Regions from separate parts of the Homo sapiens genome. Here region 1 is linked to region 2. A link is an interaction called in ENCODE POLR2A ChIA-PET data of the cell type or tissue named here. Cell type or tissue: OCI-LY7. All regions are shown on one strand. Links, peaks and the distances in the headings refer to the core of each region. The heading gives the core; the rest is flanking DNA.

The links. Peaks named below come from ENCODE experiments on the same cell type or tissue, not always from the same donor. Only the 100,000 strongest peaks of a DNase experiment are listed, where the experiment ranks them.
Region 1: POLR2A ChIA-PET joins it to region 2 with 6 read pairs; 1 of 35 experiments calls an interaction of 5 or more read pairs at or near these places.

What each region holds. Positions count from the first base shown.
Region 1 is chr12:31,025,182-31,034,291 of GRCh38, forward strand. The region is part of intron 2 of DDX11-AS1 (DDX11 antisense RNA 1); the gene reads right to left. Among named protein-coding and RNA genes, the nearest start is that of TSPAN11-AS1, 24 kb to the left of the region's middle. RefSeq lists a silencer at 3,605-3,834. In OCI-LY7, for the core only: no CTCF peak of the experiment used is centred there; DNase peaks (open chromatin) are centred at 4,450, 4,910, 5,172, 6,920 and 4 weaker places; H3K4me3 peaks cover 4,189 bases; H3K27ac peaks cover 6,692 bases.
Region 2 is chr12:31,564,361-31,573,470 of GRCh38, forward strand. The region is part of intron 1 of DENND5B (DENN domain containing 5B); the gene reads right to left. Among named protein-coding and RNA genes, the nearest start is that of DENND5B-AS1, 21 kb to the right of the region's middle. RefSeq lists enhancers at 6,674-6,833, 7,020-7,520. In OCI-LY7, for the core only: no CTCF peak of the experiment used is centred there; a DNase peak (open chromatin) is centred at 4,311; H3K4me3 peaks cover 557 bases; H3K27ac peaks cover 668 bases.

The DNA of each region.
Region 1 (9,110 bases), core at 718-8,717, 540 kb before region 2:
GCGTGGAAAAATGCATTTCATGCAAATGGACACCAAAAGCAAGCAGGGGTTGCTATTCTTATATCAGACAAAACAAACTTTAAAGCAACAGCAGTTAAAGGAGACAAAGAGGGACATTATATAATGGTAAAAGGCCTTGTCCAATAGGAAAATATCACAATCCTAAACATATATGAACCTAACACTGGAGCTCCCAAATTTATTAAACAATTACAAACAGACCTAAGAAATGAGATAAACAGCAACACAATAATAGTGGGGGACTTCAATACTCCACTGACAGCAGTAGACAGGTCATCAAGACAGAAAATCAACAAAGAAACAATGGATTTAAACTGTATCTTGGAACAAATGGACTTAACAGATCTATACATAACATTTCATCCAACGACCACAGAATACACATTCTATTCAACAGCAATGGAACTTTTTCCAAGATAGACCATATGATAGGTCATAAAATGAGCCTCAATAAATTTAAGAAAATTGAAATTATATCAAGCACTCTCTCAGATCACAGTGGAATAAAACTGGAAATCAACCCCAAAAGGTACCTTTGAAACCACGTAAATACATGGCAATTAAATAACCTACTCCTCAATGAACATTGGGTCAAAAATGAAAACAAGATGGAAATTTAAAAATTCTTCGAACTAAATAACAATAATGACACAACCTATCAAAAGCTCTGGGATACAGCTAAGGCGGTGCTAAGAGGAAAGTTCACAGCCCTAAATGCCTACATCAAAAAGCCCGAAAGAGCACAAACAGACGATCTAAGGTTACACGTCAAGGAACTAGAGAAACAAGGACAAACCAAACCCAAACCCAGAAGAAGAAAGGAAATAACCAAGATCATACCAGAACTAAATGAAATTGAAATAAACAACAACAACAAAAAATATCTCTACTTTGATGATTTTTTTTTTTTTTTTCTGAGATGGAGTCTTGCTCTGTCACCCAGGCTGGGGTGCAGTGGTGCGATCTCGGCTCACTGCAAGCTCCGCCTCCCGGGTTCACGCCATTCTCCTGACTCAGCCTCCTGAGTAGCTGGGACTACAGGCGCCCGCCACCACGCCTGGCCTCCTTTGATGATTTTAGGTCGTATCCCTGGGCTATGGATTCCTGTTAATCTGCCCGAGGCTTGGGCTGCCACACCTGCTTTGCATTTTGTGAAACTTCTTCTAACTTAGCTTACTCATCACGTCCATAGAGCCTTAGGCATGATAATTTTTGCTACTGTTTCCTTGGTCACACTAATGTCTTCTGTTGTGATGTCCTATGTAGCTTTGCATATTGCTATTCAAACAGCTCAGTATGTGGAGAACTGGACACACACAGCCAACCAAGCGTGGCTACTTCAGAATGGAATTAACACTGAGCTACAAACTGAAGTGGCAGTGTTGAAATCCATGGTTCTATGGTTAAGGGAACAAGCACAAAGCTTGCAGTTGCAGCAGCAATTGCATTGTCCTTTTAATCACACTCATATTTGTGTAACCAACTTAGAATACAACCGAAGTGAGTATCCGTGGGACCTTGTGAAAGCCCATTTGCAGGGAGCTTTCACATCCAACGTCACCTTTGATATTGGTGAATTACAAAACAACATTATTAATTTAAATGGGCAAACATAAGACTTTCAGCCTTCTTTAGAAGACTGGACCGAATTCCAGCAAGGCCTGGAGAGCCTCAACCCTTGGACCTATCTAAGGCACCACATTAACATCTTATATGTAGGTCCTGGAATAATGTTTTGTCTCTGTCTTCTGTTCATAGTCTGTAAAATCAGATGGACCATCAATCGGAAAATGAGAGCTGCCCAGTCTGGCCTTACATTCTTTCAATTAATACATAAACACAAAGGTGAGATGTTGGGAGCCAAAAAGGCCAAAGTGATTGTGACCAACTCACCATTCCACTGGAGGCTATATGATCAAACAGCAAACTGTTTATCATGAATGCAGGATGTGAGCAAACTCACATTGTGCCCGCTGCCAAAAGGTTTGCTGAGGGCCTCACTCCCTGGTGCCGGGCTCCTTGAAGTTATCTACTGGGAAATCTAGCACCTATTGTTCAAAGAATGCAGTCTTGCAAGCCTGCTGTGAATCTAACCGCCAGCTGAAAACCAGCCCCCGACTTCTCGCTATCTCTTTTGTCTAATAAATATGGAGGGCTGTGTAAAGCTCAGGGCTCTTGTCCACTAGAGGCAAGGTGCCCCCTGACTCCTTCTTCTAAACATATTCTTTCGTCTTTGTCTTTTATTCCTGCATTCGCCCCCATTTGTTCAGTTCCCCCAAGGTCTGGGCAGGTTACAAATCGCCACTAAAGAACTTACTCATGTAACCAAATACCACCTGTACCCCAATAACTTATGGTAAAATAAAATAAAATAATAAAAATTGAAAAAAAAACTAGAAGTTTTATATGACAAAAGATAAAATGAAGGACTGCATTAGAAGTCAGGTGAGAGACTTGGATAAAACATTTGCGACTTTTTAAATAGACCAAAGATTAATATCCAGGCTATTGCTCCTAACTGTCCCCCATCTGCAAAAAAATACCGACAAGCCCATAGAAAAAGGACAGAGAATCTGAATTAGTAATTCCTAAAAAGGGAAATGGAATGGGCTGATAATCTTTGAAGACGTGTTTAACCTCAAGCATTCAGCAGGTAGAAGCACATTTAGGGAATGAGATAGCCTCAATATATTGGTAAAAATGTAAAAGGCTGATAATAGCTGGCCTTGGTGAGGTTAGAAATAAGCACTTTCAATGTGAGGGATGGTAATATAAATTGACACAACCTTTTTGGAGGTCAGCTTCTTAGTTGAATCTCATGAGAATGCTACTTTAATATTTCTGGTAATAGTAAAATATTGGAAATAATGTAAGTAGCCATCAATAGGTAGATAGTTAAATAGACTATGATATGTCCATATTATAAAATATAGCTATACAGCTATTTTTCTTTTTTTCTTACATTTCCTCTGACCAGCTTTAAAATATATATGTAAATTCCCTTTATAATTTATTTTATTACAATTTATTTTTTTTTTTAGAGACAAGGTCTCGCTCTGTTGCCCAGACTGAAGTACAGTGACCTAATCATAGCTCACTGTCACCTCAAACTCCTGGTCTCAAACTGCCTTCCCACCTCAGCCTCTAAAATAGCTGGGATTACAGGTGCTCACCACCATGTCTGGATAATATTTTTATTTTTTTGTAGAGTTGGGGGAGTCTCACAATGTTGCCCAGGCTGGTTTCAAACTCCTGGCTTCAAACAATTCTCTCACCTCAGCCTCCCAAAGCACTGAGATTATATTAAATAGGTGTGAGCCACCACACCTAGCCTATGCAGCTTTAAAAAGAATGGAGAGTCTATTTATAGATTTTAAAATATCCCCAAGAAATGATACTAATTAATAAAATGAAGTTGCCAAGCAATACTTGTAGTATGATCTTATTTTTTCTTAAGAAATCCAAAACATATTTTTTTTTTGAGAGACTCTGTCGCCCAGGCTGGAGTACAGTGGCACAATCTCGGCTCACTGCAAGCTCCGCCTCCCAGGTTCATGCCATTCTCCTGCCTCAGTCTCCTGAGTAGCTGGGACTACAGGCGCCCACCACCATGCCTGGCTAATTTTTTGTATTTTTAGTAGAGACGGGGTTTCACTGTGTTAGCCAGGATGGCCTCGATCTCCTGACCTCGTGATCTGCCCGCCTCGGCCTCCCAAAGTGCTGGGATTACAGGCGTGAGCCACCGTGCCCGGCCTAAGAAATCCAAAACATATTTCTACATGTAAATGCCAAGGTATGTACACACATATAACAGGCACAGAAGATTACACACCAGCCGCCAATGTTCACTAGCTCTGAGGAGGAGTGTAACAAGCCCCTCAGGGACCAGCGGTGTAACTCCAGATGAAGAAACAGGTAGAATTTTAGAACAACCACATGGGAGAGAAAAGTAGGATTTTCATGAAATCCTCCCATTTTTGCACAGCACAGAACTAACTGGCTTTCTGAGACTAGGGCTTCCTAATGACAAAGAGAGAGAAACATACTGAAATCAAGAAAGAGATCAAAGATGATTAAGAGAACACAGTAATTCTGGAGATTGAAGAAGCCAGCATACATATTATAGAGATGCTCTAGATTCTCGGTGACCTGGGAATTAAGGTGTCACAAAACACCTGCTCAAGGAAGACTTACCAGAGGTTCCCAAAGTATGGTCCTGGACAGGTGGTGTCATCGCCAGGAAAGTTAGAAATGTTATAATGCAAATTCACAGACCCTGACCCAGACTTATTGAATCAGAAACTTGGGTGTGGGGCCCAGCAAGGTTTTAACGAGCCTTGCAGGGATTTGATGTTCACTTAGGTTTGACAAACACAACTTCAGACGGGTGCTTCTAAAGTTAAACACATGCGAATCACCTGGGAGAGTGTGAAACAGCGCGTTCCGATTCAGCAGGAAAGCCGGGGAGCCTGAGGTTCCGCATTCTCACAAACTCCCAGGTGATCCTGCTGCTGCTGCTTCTCAGCCGCACGCTGAGTCACTTTTGAAAGAAGATGGAGTGAGCATTTAATGACTGGAAGGCTTCACAAGGAAATAGTCCAGGAAAACACAAATAGCAGCATCAGTTTATCTCCACTGGCATTTCGAAGAATAGGAGCAAAAAAAATGCCGCTCTCTTTCAGTGGCGTGTTGCCTGGTGTTCTGTGGATGCTTTCACCAACAGCAATATCTGTGCATGTCTATAACTGAAAGCTGCAAGCATTACTTGCTACCCCTAATTTTTGTTAACCACTTCTCTTTGCAGATGCAGAAGCTGAGGCTAGCACACAGACCTATTTTTGTTCCAATGTCACAGAGGCCTTGGACAGACTGAGTTGGCAAGTCTCCTGACTGCGTGGCTGGAGCGCTTCTGCAGGGCCCTTGAGGCTGTTTTCGTCAAGCCACAGTGGGAAGTAGTGACAGAGCACATGAGATTGACATTGCTGTGGCTCAGTCATCAAAACTGGACCAGCTCAGTCTCCAGGCTCACTGGTGAATAATAGGAATCTTTGTCGTCCTTTCCATCAGAAAGCATATTACTTAAAACCCCTTGCTAACTCACAGGGTGAGCTGTCCTGTCACACATCATCATATGGAATGGAAACTAGCAACTGAATATAGCAACACTCAGACTGATAACTTGCTCCACGGATAACTTGTTTGTTTACCGACTCTGGGGATGGAGAAAGACACATTACTCAAATAACAAATGCCATTTCCCCTGCACACCCTGGAAAGAGTGCTGCACCTGCAGCCTGTGGTTTAACTGTAGCAATGCAGGTGAGCAACTCAAGTGCATTTCTGTGATGGCAAACAGCAAGGTGGGCATAGTGAGTAGTGAGTTTCCTGGCTTATGGGGAGCAATCAGAATTATGGCCTGAATGCAACACTCAGCAAACTCAGACTGAGATGTTTACAGGCCAGCCCAGCCCAGGAGGAGGAAGGGGCTTTTATTCCTAAATCAAGAAGTGTCCAGAAAAAGGGAAATAAGGCTTAGGTGTGTTATGCTGAATTTTGGGCACCTGTCCCCACCAATAACTTGGCATCCTGAAAATGCTACAGCAGGACTCCAAGGGCCAAGAATGCCTGTTCTCTACACAGCTGAGGGATGGCCAGTGGCCTCATTGCAGAGCTGCCACTCAAAAACTGAAAGATGCCAAAAGGGAAGAGCTTGCTCCATGGATAACTTGTTTGTTTACCGACTCTGGGGATGGAGAGAGACACATTACTCAAATAACAAATGCCATTTCCCCTGCACACCCTGGAAAGAGTGCTGCACCTGCAGCCTGTGGTTTAACTGTAGCAATGCAGGTGAGCAACTCAAGTGCATTTCTGTGATGGCAAACAGCAAGGTGGGCATAGTGAGTAGTGAGTTTCCTGGCTTATGGGGAGCAATCAGAATTATGGCCTGAATGCATTGGCACAACTCTGCCTGCAGTCCAGGAAGCTTTTCTGTTGTAAAGGTCTCCTTTCTAGACCACCTTTGAAGTCATAAATTAGCTGAAGTGGAGTTGGTGTGCACTTGCTGGATCTGGTGGTGTGTGCTTGGATGCCTAAACAAGAGGAGTTGCCACTACTCATTTTAGCCAAAGACTCAGCCAGAATCCTATGCTTTAGTGGGACTGGGAATGTGATGGTGAGAGGGAGGTAAGAGGATGAGTCTTGCACAAGCTAGACTCATTAGTCACATCTTTCCCAACCTTTGATGTGCCTGGTAAATGATGTCCGCCCAAGTGCTGTGAGGGCTTGTCTTCAACAGGAGCCCAGATCTGCTGCTGCAGGAGGGGAGATGAGGAGCCTTGCAGCCCTAAGGGAAGGTGCTGAATACCACTCTCTCTCTCTCTCTCTCTCTCTCTCTCTCTCTCTCTCTCTCTGTGTGTGTGTGTGTGTGTGTGTGTGTGTGTGTGTGTGAAAGCACCCACTGTTCAGATTCAGATAAACACGTTTCAGCTCTAGCACACCCACGAGTACCTGTTCTCCTCCCTTGCACAACAGCAGCTTACAGAACAGAGAACAAAACTTGAACTGTCATAAACTGTGCTCTGAGGGGAGGAAAAGGCTGGCTGACAGTGGGAGCTACTCCTGCTCAGAAATGAAGGGGAGGGACTCTGTTTTCTTCTGAATATAAAACCCTAGTGAATTTCCAATAATGCTGGGTGATGACAGGAAGGCATCAAAGCCCTAAAGGCTGGTAACCGAGCTGCCAAGCCAGGCTCTCCACATGCCGACATTAAGAGCAGTGGCAAGGCATTAGCATCTATCCTGCCCCTGCCAGGCCCTGTCTTTATCTCCACTTTCCTCCCTTCCCTTTTTCTGCTGCTTCCTCTTCTCTCTTGTTTCCTCTCCCCTTTCTAGACCTAAAAGCAAAGAGTGTCACCCTCCAGATGTCCCTTGGCTACACCGTGGCCCTGGGTTAAGGAGGTAACTGGTTCTCCACAGCTCACAAGAAATGGGCCAGGGCCAACACGCATGTGGCCTTGAGCCTAATGCCAGCCTGACCACTGTGCGGGTTGTTGTCTATTTTCAGTGCCTGGATTCTCCTCTAAAGATGAGGATAATGGTCCCTCCCTCCCACACCTTCACAAGGATGATTCCAAGGACAAGCAAGATTGTTCTTCAGAGCACGCCTCAGAGGAAGGGCATGGTGTGAGTGCTGGGCATTGTTAGGATTGTTCGTTTACCTTCCAGGGTCCCTCGCTGGAAGTGACAGGGGTGTGCACTTACAAAATCATTCTTGACCCAAAGTACCTCTTTTAAAGATGCTTGCCTTTAAAAGAAGACAAGTAGTTTTTGCTCCCATGATATCTCAAGTGGCACTTAGATTGCCGGGGGCCTGTTGTCCAGTAAGTAATGTCACCTAGCGGGATTATGACTGGTTTGGAGTCTGGGTCTGAGAACTGGGGTAAACCACTTCTTCATGTCTTAGTCCCCTCATGCATAAAACAGAGGGATCGCACAGGGTGATCACTAAAGGACCTTCCAATGTTAAGATTTAAAGGGTAAACGGCTCTTTGATAAAGACAGATCATAGAAAAGTAAGAACCACACAGCTTAACCTTCCAGGGGACAATTAAGATGCTTTAATGTGAAGTGAATGACGATGTGGTAGAGTATGATGTGAATGTAATAGCATAGGAAGGCCGGAGGGCATGGGGGCCTCTCAACCTCATACTCTGTACTAGATGCGGCATCTGGAGCATCTCAAGAGGGGCTAAGAGATTCAGTCCTCACCCCAGCTCTGAAGATGTCTCAACTGTGAAAAAGAGACAGGGAGTCCCTGACTCTCTGTCTGCTCCTTCACTGGTTACTCCCATGTTGGAAGGCAGGGGAGGAGGAAGGCCCCAGCATCTTCCATCACTGCTGCAGACACCAACCAACCCTCCTTCCTCCCACTCCTCTGCTTCAACTCTCACCTGAGTCCCCACCCCAAACAGCCCTCTGCTAGCCATTAGGTGTTAGCTGCACTTCACCTGCAAAAGGCCTTCCTTTGCCAGTTTTTGTCAAAAATGTTAGCATAGTGTTTGCATAAATTTGCAGGTTTGATTCAAGAAGCCCTGATTCCAATAGTGTAGGAGAAAATACACTGACTGCACCTGGAGTCAAGGAGGCTTTCAGGAGGGCACACTTGATTCACCACACAGGGCTCGAAGAGGCACTCAGTATGTGAGGCTGGGATGCCCAGACAGAAGCTTCCCCCACGATCCAGGAAATCAAAACGTTTTCAATGTTGGCTTGAAATCATGGCTAATAGGAATAAAAAAGCTCTTCTCACCCTGGGGAAGACTGGGGAGGTAGGGAGGGGAAGAGTTCCCAACTATTCCATCCAAGAGGGGGCAAGGAAGGACAGTGGCAAGCCCAAGTCTGGAGCTATTTCCTCCCAATAGTGAATGTCTGGTAACTTTACCCAGAAGTTCTGATTTTTCTCGTTAGTCAAACAGGACTCTGACTTCCAAGATTAGGCTAAATCCAGAGCAGTTTGGGGAATGAAGGAATCTGGCTGAACAATGGAAGTTGGAATCATTGCCCTACCATCAGCAACTCCTTAACAGAAACAAACTCCTCTGCCCACTCGTCATATCCACAAACTATTTTCATAGAAGAGAATGTCCCAGCTAGAAATGCAAGTGGACGAGTGCCAACCCAATGAGGCTAATGATTTGCAAGTGGAGACCTCTGAGCAACTTGGTAAAGAAAGCAGGGCTTGGCCTTCGCCCGGGAGGCTTGGGACCCCTGACCACCCCCTACCCCATCACCAATAAACCTCTCAGAAGGAGGAATTCTGTGACAGCCCTCAGAAGAGAGTGGCTATCCACTGGCCACAGCGATGACTAAAGCGAGGTTCATGCCACAGAAGAACACAAAGGTCACCAAAGCTGTCTAAAGCAGACACTGAATTTATTATTCGCCGAAGAAGGGGAGACACTCATTTCGTTAAGAAAGGTCAGAACAGCTCTCCAAACTGAAGGTGAATAGGACAGATACACTGTGGAAAAGAGGACATTTTGTTCAAAGGTCTGATTGGCTCAAAAAGCAAGTTGTAAACTCTCTTC
Region 2 (9,110 bases), core at 574-8,573:
AAGAGTATGTGAGGATCTAGTGCAAACAAGGTAGGAACTGTTAAGAGTCCATGAATATTTCAGAAGAATAATGAAAAAGTGTGCCAGATGGGTTCACTTGCAGCTGGCTAACAACATTTCTGACCAAAGCCTAATGCTTCCTTACATAATTTATCATGCACTTTTCAGTTCCCTTCCACTACCACCCCTCTCTTTTCATTCTATTATTATTATTATTATTATTATTATTATTATTATTATTATTTTGAGACAGGGTCTGGCTCTGTCACCCAGTCTGGAGAGCAGTGGCGAGATCTCTGCTCACTGCAACCTCCAACTCCCAGGCTCAAGTGATCCTCCCACCTCAGCCTCCAGAGTAGCTGGGACTACAGGTAGGCACCACCTCCCTTTGCTAATTTTTGTATTTTTTTTAGAGACAGGGTTTTGCCATGTTGCCCAGGCTGGTCTCACACTCCTAGCCTCAAGTGATCCTCCCACCTCTGCCTCCCTAAGTGCTAGATTACAGGTGTGAGCCACCACAACCAGCCCATGCCATACTGCAATTCTAAAGATAGCAGATTGTATTATTTCCTTCAGCGGAGATGGCATCAAAATCCTGCACACTACTATTGCTTTAGTATGCTCTACTTAAAACCACTGCTGAAGATTATAGATCCTAACAGATTTAATCAATGTGGCAGTCAGCCTCAAGATGACCCTCAATGATTCTTGGTTCCTGGTATTCACAACCTTGCCAATTCGACTACTGCATCTATTAAGGGATTAGCTGGGCACAGTGGCTCATGCCTGTAATCCCAGCACTTTCAGAGGCCAAGGCAGGTGGCTCACTTGAGACCAGCCTGGGCAACATGGCAAAACTCTGTCTCCACAAAAAAATAAAAAAACCAGCTAGGTGTGCCGGCACACACCTGTAGTCCCAACTACTTGGGAGACTAGGATAGAAAGATCGCTTGAGCCCAGGAGGCAGAGGTTGCAGTGAGCTGAGATCATCTCACAAAAAAACGAAAGAAAAGAAAGGAGTAAATCTATTGAGTCCTTTTACACTCACGTTGAGTCCTGTTAAGCAATTTATACATCTTGCTTATGTGGATGCCTCTGGTCGCTTACACGTAGATAGTCTACTCCTAAAACAGATGCACAACCAACAAAATCTGTAATTTTCATGCATAAAAGGCCCAAAGTTAGTCTTGTTTTCATTTAGAATGTGATTTAGGTTAACATATAATAGGTTTATTAATGTTCCTTTTAAGTATATAAATGCCCTGCTCTCTATCAGATTTAAAAGGTGGGCTCTTTTACACATGAGAATGATTAAGTTTCTCTGAGACTGTTCTCTATAGTTAAAGGGGCCTGGATTTGGACCCAGAAGAATCTCTGTTGTGGTTCTAATTCTGCCACTAGCAATGCAAACTTAGGTAATTCATTTAACGTCTCTAAACATGATTGCCAGCTGCAAACTAGGGACCATATTTGACTGGCTATAAAAACTAAAAAATAGTGGCCTGGCACAGAGGTTCACACCTGTAATCCCAGCACTTTGGGAGGCTAGGGCAGGTGGATTGCTTGAACCCAGGAGTTTGAGACCAGCCTGGGCAACATGGTAAAGCCCCATCTCTAGAAAAAAAAATATAAAAATTAGCTGGGCATGGTGGCATGCACCTGTAGTCCCAACTACTTGGGAGACTAGGGTGGAAGGATCGCTTGAACCCAGAAGGTGGAGATGGCAGTGAGCTGAGATCACACCACTACAGTGAAGCCTGGGTGACAGAAGTGAAACTCTTGTCTCAAAAAAAATTAAAAAATATAATTTGAAGCCAGTCATGGTGGTGCACACCTGTAGTTCCAGCAACTCAAGAGACTGAGGCAGGAGGATTGCTTGAGCCCAGGAGTTCGAGGCTATAGTGTGCTGTAATCACATCTGTGAATAGCTACTGCATTCCGGCCAGGGAAACATAGTGAGAACCTCTCTCTTAAAAACTGTGTGTGTGTGTGTGTGTGTGTGTGTGTGTGTAATTCAAGCAATACTTTTATTATTGTTATTAAATTAAGAGATTAAAAGGCAACATGGTAAAACAGATATATATATATTAAAATTAGGTGCATATTCTACGATAAAACATGTCATAGGCTGGGCCCAGTAGCTCATGCCTATAATCCCAGCACTTTGGGAGGCAGAGGTGGGAGGATCACTTGAGGCCAGGAGTTCAAGACGAGCAAGGGCCACATAGCAGGACCAGGTATCTACAATAATTTTTTAAAAATTTTTTAAAGAAAAAATATCTAAAGGAGAGTTCCAGGAATACCTTAAATTTCATCATCAAACTGCCCAAGGTTTAAACCAATTAATTATGATGATGAAAATGTGGCTAATATTTATTGTGCAATTACATCCTGCCAGGCTACATAGTAAGTACTATACAAGCATTATCAACCAATAGCAGGCAGTTCAACATCAGATTCTTCTATACAGCTAATTGGTAAACATTTTTCTATGGTAGTACCAGATGACTGGAACATTAGCTGGGTTCGGTGGAGTGTGCCTGTTCTACCAGCTACTTGGGAAGCTAAGGCAGGAGAACTGCTTGAGCCTGGGAGGCGGAGGTTAGAACCCAGTGCAAGCACTTGCAGACATTCAAACTGGTAAGCTATACAAATTCCACAATGTTAAAGAACACACAGTTTACTATCGCATGTATATTCCTATTGCAACACCTTATTTCAAAATAAAAATAATTTTCTTTTAGAGAGCCTATCCCTATTTGTTATTTAGGTTGACAAACCCAACATACAATAAAGTTGCCAAATTCATTAGCTGGGTGTGGTGGCACGTGGGTGTAGTCCCAGCTATTTGGAAAGCTGAGGTGGGAGGATCACCTGAGCCCAGGAGATGGAGGCTGCAGTGAGCTGTGATAGCATCACTGCACTCCAGCCTGTGTGCCAGAGCAAGACCTTGTCTCAAAAAAAAAAAAAGAAGTTGCCAAATTCAATTTACTTGTGTGTCCTATCTTTCCTATCCATCCCCCATCTTCTTTACTCCCACCACTACTATTCTAATTCAGAATGTTGCCTTCTAATTTGTCTTACAGAACAGCCTCCTCAGAGGTTGCAGTGAGCCAAGATCGTGCCACTGCACTCCAGCCTGGGCAACAGAGCAAGACTCTGTCTAAAAAAAAAAAAAAAAAAAAAGCATCCTAATTGGTTTCCCCACTTCAAATCTCGTCCCAGTTTAATTCCATGCTATATCCTCCATCCAGAGTGATATTCCTAAGGCTACAGTTTTGAGCAAGCCACTCCTTTGTTCAAAACCTTTTAGGGTGGTGCATACCTGCAGTCCCAGCTACTTGGGAGGCTGAGGTGGGAGAACTGCTTGAGCCCAGGAGATTAAGGCTGCAGTGAGCTATGATCTCACCACTGCACTCCAGCCTAGGCAAACAGAGCAAGATTCCACCTCTTTAAAAAACAACAACAACAAAACACCTTTCAGTGGCTCTTTTCTATTTTTAGGGGGTTGTTTTGTTTTGTAGAGACAGGGTCTTGCTTTGTTGACCAGGCTAGTCATGAACTCCTGGGCTCAAGCCAAGCCATCCTCCCACCTCGGCCTTCCAAAGTACGGGATTACAGATGTGAGCCACCACAACTGGCCTCTTTTCTGTCCTTCAGAGGGCCATCTTTATAGTCTAGCATTCAACAAGTAGAGAATACAGGTTGAGCATCCCTAATCCAGAAATATGAAATGCTCCAAAATCTGAAATTTTTTGACTGCTAATGACACCACAAGTGGAAAATTCCATACCTGAACTAATGTGATGGGTACACAAAATCATTTAAAATACTGTATAAAATTACCTTCAGGCTACATGAATAAGGTACATATGAAATATAAGTGAATTTCATGTTTAGACTTAGGTCCCACCCTTAAGAAATCTCATTATGTATATGCAAATATTCCAAAATCTGAAAAAACACAAAATCCTAAATACTTTTGGTCTCAAATATTTTGGATAAGGGATACTCAACCTGTATTGGGAATGTTTCCCAGCAGCCACTTCCCTCCCTCTTCTACTGTGAACTAGCTATATAGTTTTCATCCCAAATTAGTCTCAGTAATCAGTTTAATCCCATTTTACTTGCCACACTGATTTGTTAAAGGACAGGCCACAGCAAACACCCATATTTTTGTTTCCTGACAGGAGTGAAGGCTAGAGGAGGAAAGTTAAATCTCTTCTAAGGAAGGTGTGATGTGCGAATACAAACTCTTAACTTCTGCTGCCACTTAATAACTCTGAGGGAAGCCACCAGAAGAGAAGTCAACAGTGCATAAAGGTTGCGCCTAAACAGCTGCAGTGAAATGAAGCTGGAGCCACGTTCAAATTACACCCTGAACACATGCCCCCAAAAACTCCTTTTAAATTTTGTGAACCAGCCAAATTCCTTTATCTCCTCTTTGACCTATAAACCACAGCATTCTAACTGATAGAGAACTCCAAAGGCTGATTCAACCTCTTTTCCCAAGTCATCTCCCACCACTTCATAAAATGTTGAAGTGGGCTAATCTATATTCCTCTTTGTTTTTGAGACAAGGGTCTGGTATGTTGCTCAGACTGGTCTTGAACTCCTGGGCTCAAGCAATCCTCCCACCTTAGCCTCCCAGGTAGCTAGGGTTACAGGTACATACATGCCACCACACCCAGCAACATACCTTTTTTTTTTTTTTTTTTTTTTTGAGACGAGGGTCTTACTGTGTCACCCAGGCTGGAGTACAGTGGTGAAATCTAGGCTCAATGAAATCTCCACCTTCCAGGCTCCGGTGGTCCTCCCACCTCAGCCTACCGAGTAGCTGGGACCACAGGCGCATACTGCCAACACCCAGCTAATTTTCTGTATTTTTGGTAGAGATGGAGTTTCACCATGCTGCGCAGGCTGGTCTCGAACTCCTGAGCTCAAGCAATTCACCTGCCTCCCAAAGTTCTGGGATTACAGGTATGAGCCACCACGCCTGGCCTACATACCTCTTTTATGTGTGTAACATATATATCTGGCTCTGGAAACAAAAAGTAGGAGCAGTGAGCTGGGCATAAATAGACCTTCTTTTCCACAATTTGCCCCCTTACATTATTTTGTGACTGTGTTATATTCTCCTCCCAAAAATTTTAAAGAGCCAATGCCAGCTGGGAGCGATGGCTCATGCCTATAATCCCAGTGCTTTGGGAGCCAGAGGCAGGCAGATCACTTGAGGCCAGGAGTTCAAGACCAGCCTGGCCAATGTGGTGAACCCTGTCTCTATTAAAAACACACAAAAAAATTAGCCGAGTATGGTGGTACATGCCTGTGATTCCAGCTACTCAAGAAGCTGAGGCAGTAGGATAGCTTGAGCCCAGGAGGCAGAGGTTGCAGTGAGCCATGATTGTGTCACTGCATTCCAGCCTGGGCAACAGAGTGAGACTCTGTCTCAAAAAATAACAGTTAAGAGCCACTGCCAGTCACAGTACACAGTACTTAGGAACAACTAAAATTCATCTCAATTCAACTCATTCTAAAAAATTACCAAAAAATGGCCTGGTGCGGTGGCTCATGCCTGTAATCCCAACACTTTGGGAGGCTGAGGCAGGCAGATCAAAAGGTCAGGAGATCGAGACCATCCTGGCTAACACGATGAAACCCCATCTCTACTAAAAATACAAAAAATTAGCTGGGCATGGTGGCGGGTGCCTGTAATCCCAGCTACTCAGGAGGCTGAGGCAGGAGAATCACTGGAACCCGGGAGGTGGAGGTTGCAGTGAGCCAAGATCGCCAACACTGCACTCCAGCCTGGGTGACACAGCAATACTCCATCTCAAAAACAAACAAACAAAAAAACCAAGAGAAAAAAATTATAAGCAATATATCTCCAGATAAGAACTAATCAAAATTCTCTCTCTTTTTTTTTTTTTTTAAGAGACGGAGTCTCACTCTGTTGCCCAGGCTGGAGTGCAGTGGCACGACTTTGGCTCACTACAAGCTCCGCCTCCTGGGTTCACCCACCATTCTCCTGCCTCAGCCTCCCGAGTGGCTGAGACTACAGGCGCCCGCCACCACACCCGGCTAATTTTTGTATTTTTAGTAGAGACAGGGTTTTACCATGTTAGCCAGGATGGTCTCGATCTCCTGACCTCGTGATCCACCCGCCTCGGCCTCCCAAAGTGCTGGGATTACAGGCGTGAGCCACTGCACCCAGCCAAAATTCTCTTTAAAAAAAAAAAAAAAGTTTTCTTTTTTTAGGAGTTTGGTTTCATTTACTCAAAAAGATTTTAGTAATTTTTTTTGGCACTGTCATTATTAACAAAAATCATATTCATTTTCAGTAAATTGATAGGTTTAAAGAAAATGAGAAATGCACATCTGTCCTTGCAGAAGTTTTCCCAATTACTGTGTAACTGTCCCTTCTTAGGTTATACCTTCTTAGGTTATCTCAAGGTCTTTGGTTGGTTGATTGGTCTAAACATTTGAAACTCACAGGTAGGTTTTGGCAGGAAACTCATTTACAGAAAGGGTGAGAAATGTTACCTCCCTTACAGCAACACAAACTGGGAATTTTAAAAGCAACAAAAGCCAAAACATAATAAGACAATCAAAAGATTGTCCCTGTTATCATTCTGCTGCATGAAAAGGGAAACTGCAAGCATTCTCCGCATTCTCGGCTGCAAGTGCCAGCACTGATCATGAAATGTTTACATAGCCCTTACTATGGGAGACAGGAAAGGAGCTGTGAAGGACAAGTGTCAGATCTGCTGCTGCTGCTTCAAGACTCAGCCTCCCTGAAACATCACTCTTTCTTAGCAACCTGCAGGGAGACAACCAGATTTTTCCATCAGAGGTTTCTTATACCGTCTAAACATATTTTCATTCTACGTGACAACACACAAATCGGACCAGTAAGATAGAGATCAAGAGTTTATCTTGTCACTGAGTTGCCTCTTCTGCTAACTAGCTTCTTCCTGTCTTCCCATCTTATTTGTCACTAGTGTTTTCCCCTTTCCATAGAAAAAAAAATTTTAATAGATTATTTTAGCATTAAGCAACTGAGTGAGATTCAAAGCTACTCTTTCTTTTCTCATTTCACTTTAATTACTAATTGTAGAAAGGATTTGGGTTTAAAAAAAAAAAGTTGCAAGAACTACGGATTTAATTTCTATCTCTCAAAAGTAAACACCTGAATTAGAAAACTCCATTTTATCCATTCACTCTTTCTTTTTTAGAAAAATAATTTAAAAGCCACAATTTTTTTTTTTGTTTTTTTGAGACGGAGTTTCACTCATTGCCCAGGCTGGAGTGCCATGGCACGTTCTCGGCTCACTGCAACCTCCACCTCTCGGGCTCAAGCGATTCTCCTGCCTCAACCTCCTGAGTAGCTGGGGAGCCACCACGCCCGGCTAATTTTTGTGTATTTTTAGTAGAGACAGGGTTTCACCATGTTGGCCAGGCTGGTCTCAAACTCCTGACCTCAGGTGATCTGCCCGCTTTGACCTCTTAAAGTGCTGGGATTACAGGCGAGAGCCACCGTACCCAGCCAAAAGCTACAATTTTTTAAAAGCACATATTGCCAGGCCAGGTGCAGTGGCTCATGCCTGTAATCTCAGCACTTTGGGAGGCCAGCGCAGGTGGATCATGTGAGGTCGGGAGCTCAAGACCAGCCTGACCAACATGGAAAAACCCCATCCCAACTAAAAATACAAAATTAGCCAGGTGTGGTGGCGCATGCCTGTAATCCCAGCTACTTGGGAGGCTGAAGCAGGAGAATCCCTTGAGCCCAGGAGGTGGAGGTTGTGGTGAGCCGAGATCACAACACTGCACTCCAGCCTGGGCAACAAGAGCGAAACTCTGTCTCAAAAAAAAAAAGAAAAAAAGGCACATAAAGCACATATTGCCTTTTGTTATTTCAAAACAATCATTTTATTTACCCTCACTCATTGTTAAGTAGCAAGAATGCCCCCACGCAAACCAAAGTCCTACAGCTTCATTGTTACAAATCTTTCTGATGGTGCGTAAAACAGACATTCCTCAGAAAGTCCTATTAAAAAATGTCTGAAACAAAGCAAATACTTAATTTTCTGGATAATCTTGAAGATAGGATGTAAAACAATAACAAAATAAATATCAAATCCCCAAGCCCTTATTTTTGTCACTAATTTTACTCTTTCTCAAAAAAAAAAAAAAAAAAAAACTCACGAGTTATTAACACATAGCCAATGAAATCAGTCTCCTTTTCTCTGTCCTTGTTTCTCTTCCTACTCTATTTTAGGCATCTGAAAAAGTATCTAAAAGGTGTTATCTAAAAAGTGCTTATTATAAGAAGGTTAAAGCACTGATTCTCTCTGAAAAAAATCTCCTGCTCTTGTATGACACCCTCTAATTCTGGATTTTAACTTCTCATACCTAGAGACAACAAATAGGGAATAAACAGTTGAATCTCTCTTGGATTTCCTTATCCTAGAAAGCTCTAATTGTTAGCCTCTCCCGAAATATACCATTTTAGAAAACATAATTAAATAGATTTGGGGGACAGGAAAGCATTAAGGAAGAAAAAGACTTTTTAAAGAAAAAATATTTACGAAACTCATGCCAATTAAATCTGAATGTTCTCTTTAATTCTAAGAGCATCTTTTAAAGGACCTTAAAGCTTTATATGTTGCTGTGTAAGGAAACCTGAGCAGACTGGAGAAAAGCTCAAAGGCCTATCTATAATCTCATCACAAAGTGACAGGGTCAAAAGGCAGAGGTCAGGGAACAGGGTACAAAATAGTTCCCACACTTGAAAGAAAACTGTATCTCATTAGTTCAGAGATATTAAAAAATATTCAATTGTGTTACTAAAATGACAATTTATACTTTAAATCCCAAGGCAAATTTGAATATTATGAAATAATATACTTTTAAGAGCAAAAAATGTAAGAAGTTACCTCTTCTACATTTGAAAAAAACACCAATCTCTCGCTCACACATATACCAGTGCTTCAACTGTCCCTCAAAGACTGATGTTCAGATAAAAGCTGTCACCTGACCTATTCAATAGAGTTCAATAAGGCACTGAAATAAATACTGAATGTGCATACATGTCAACAGACATTTCATAT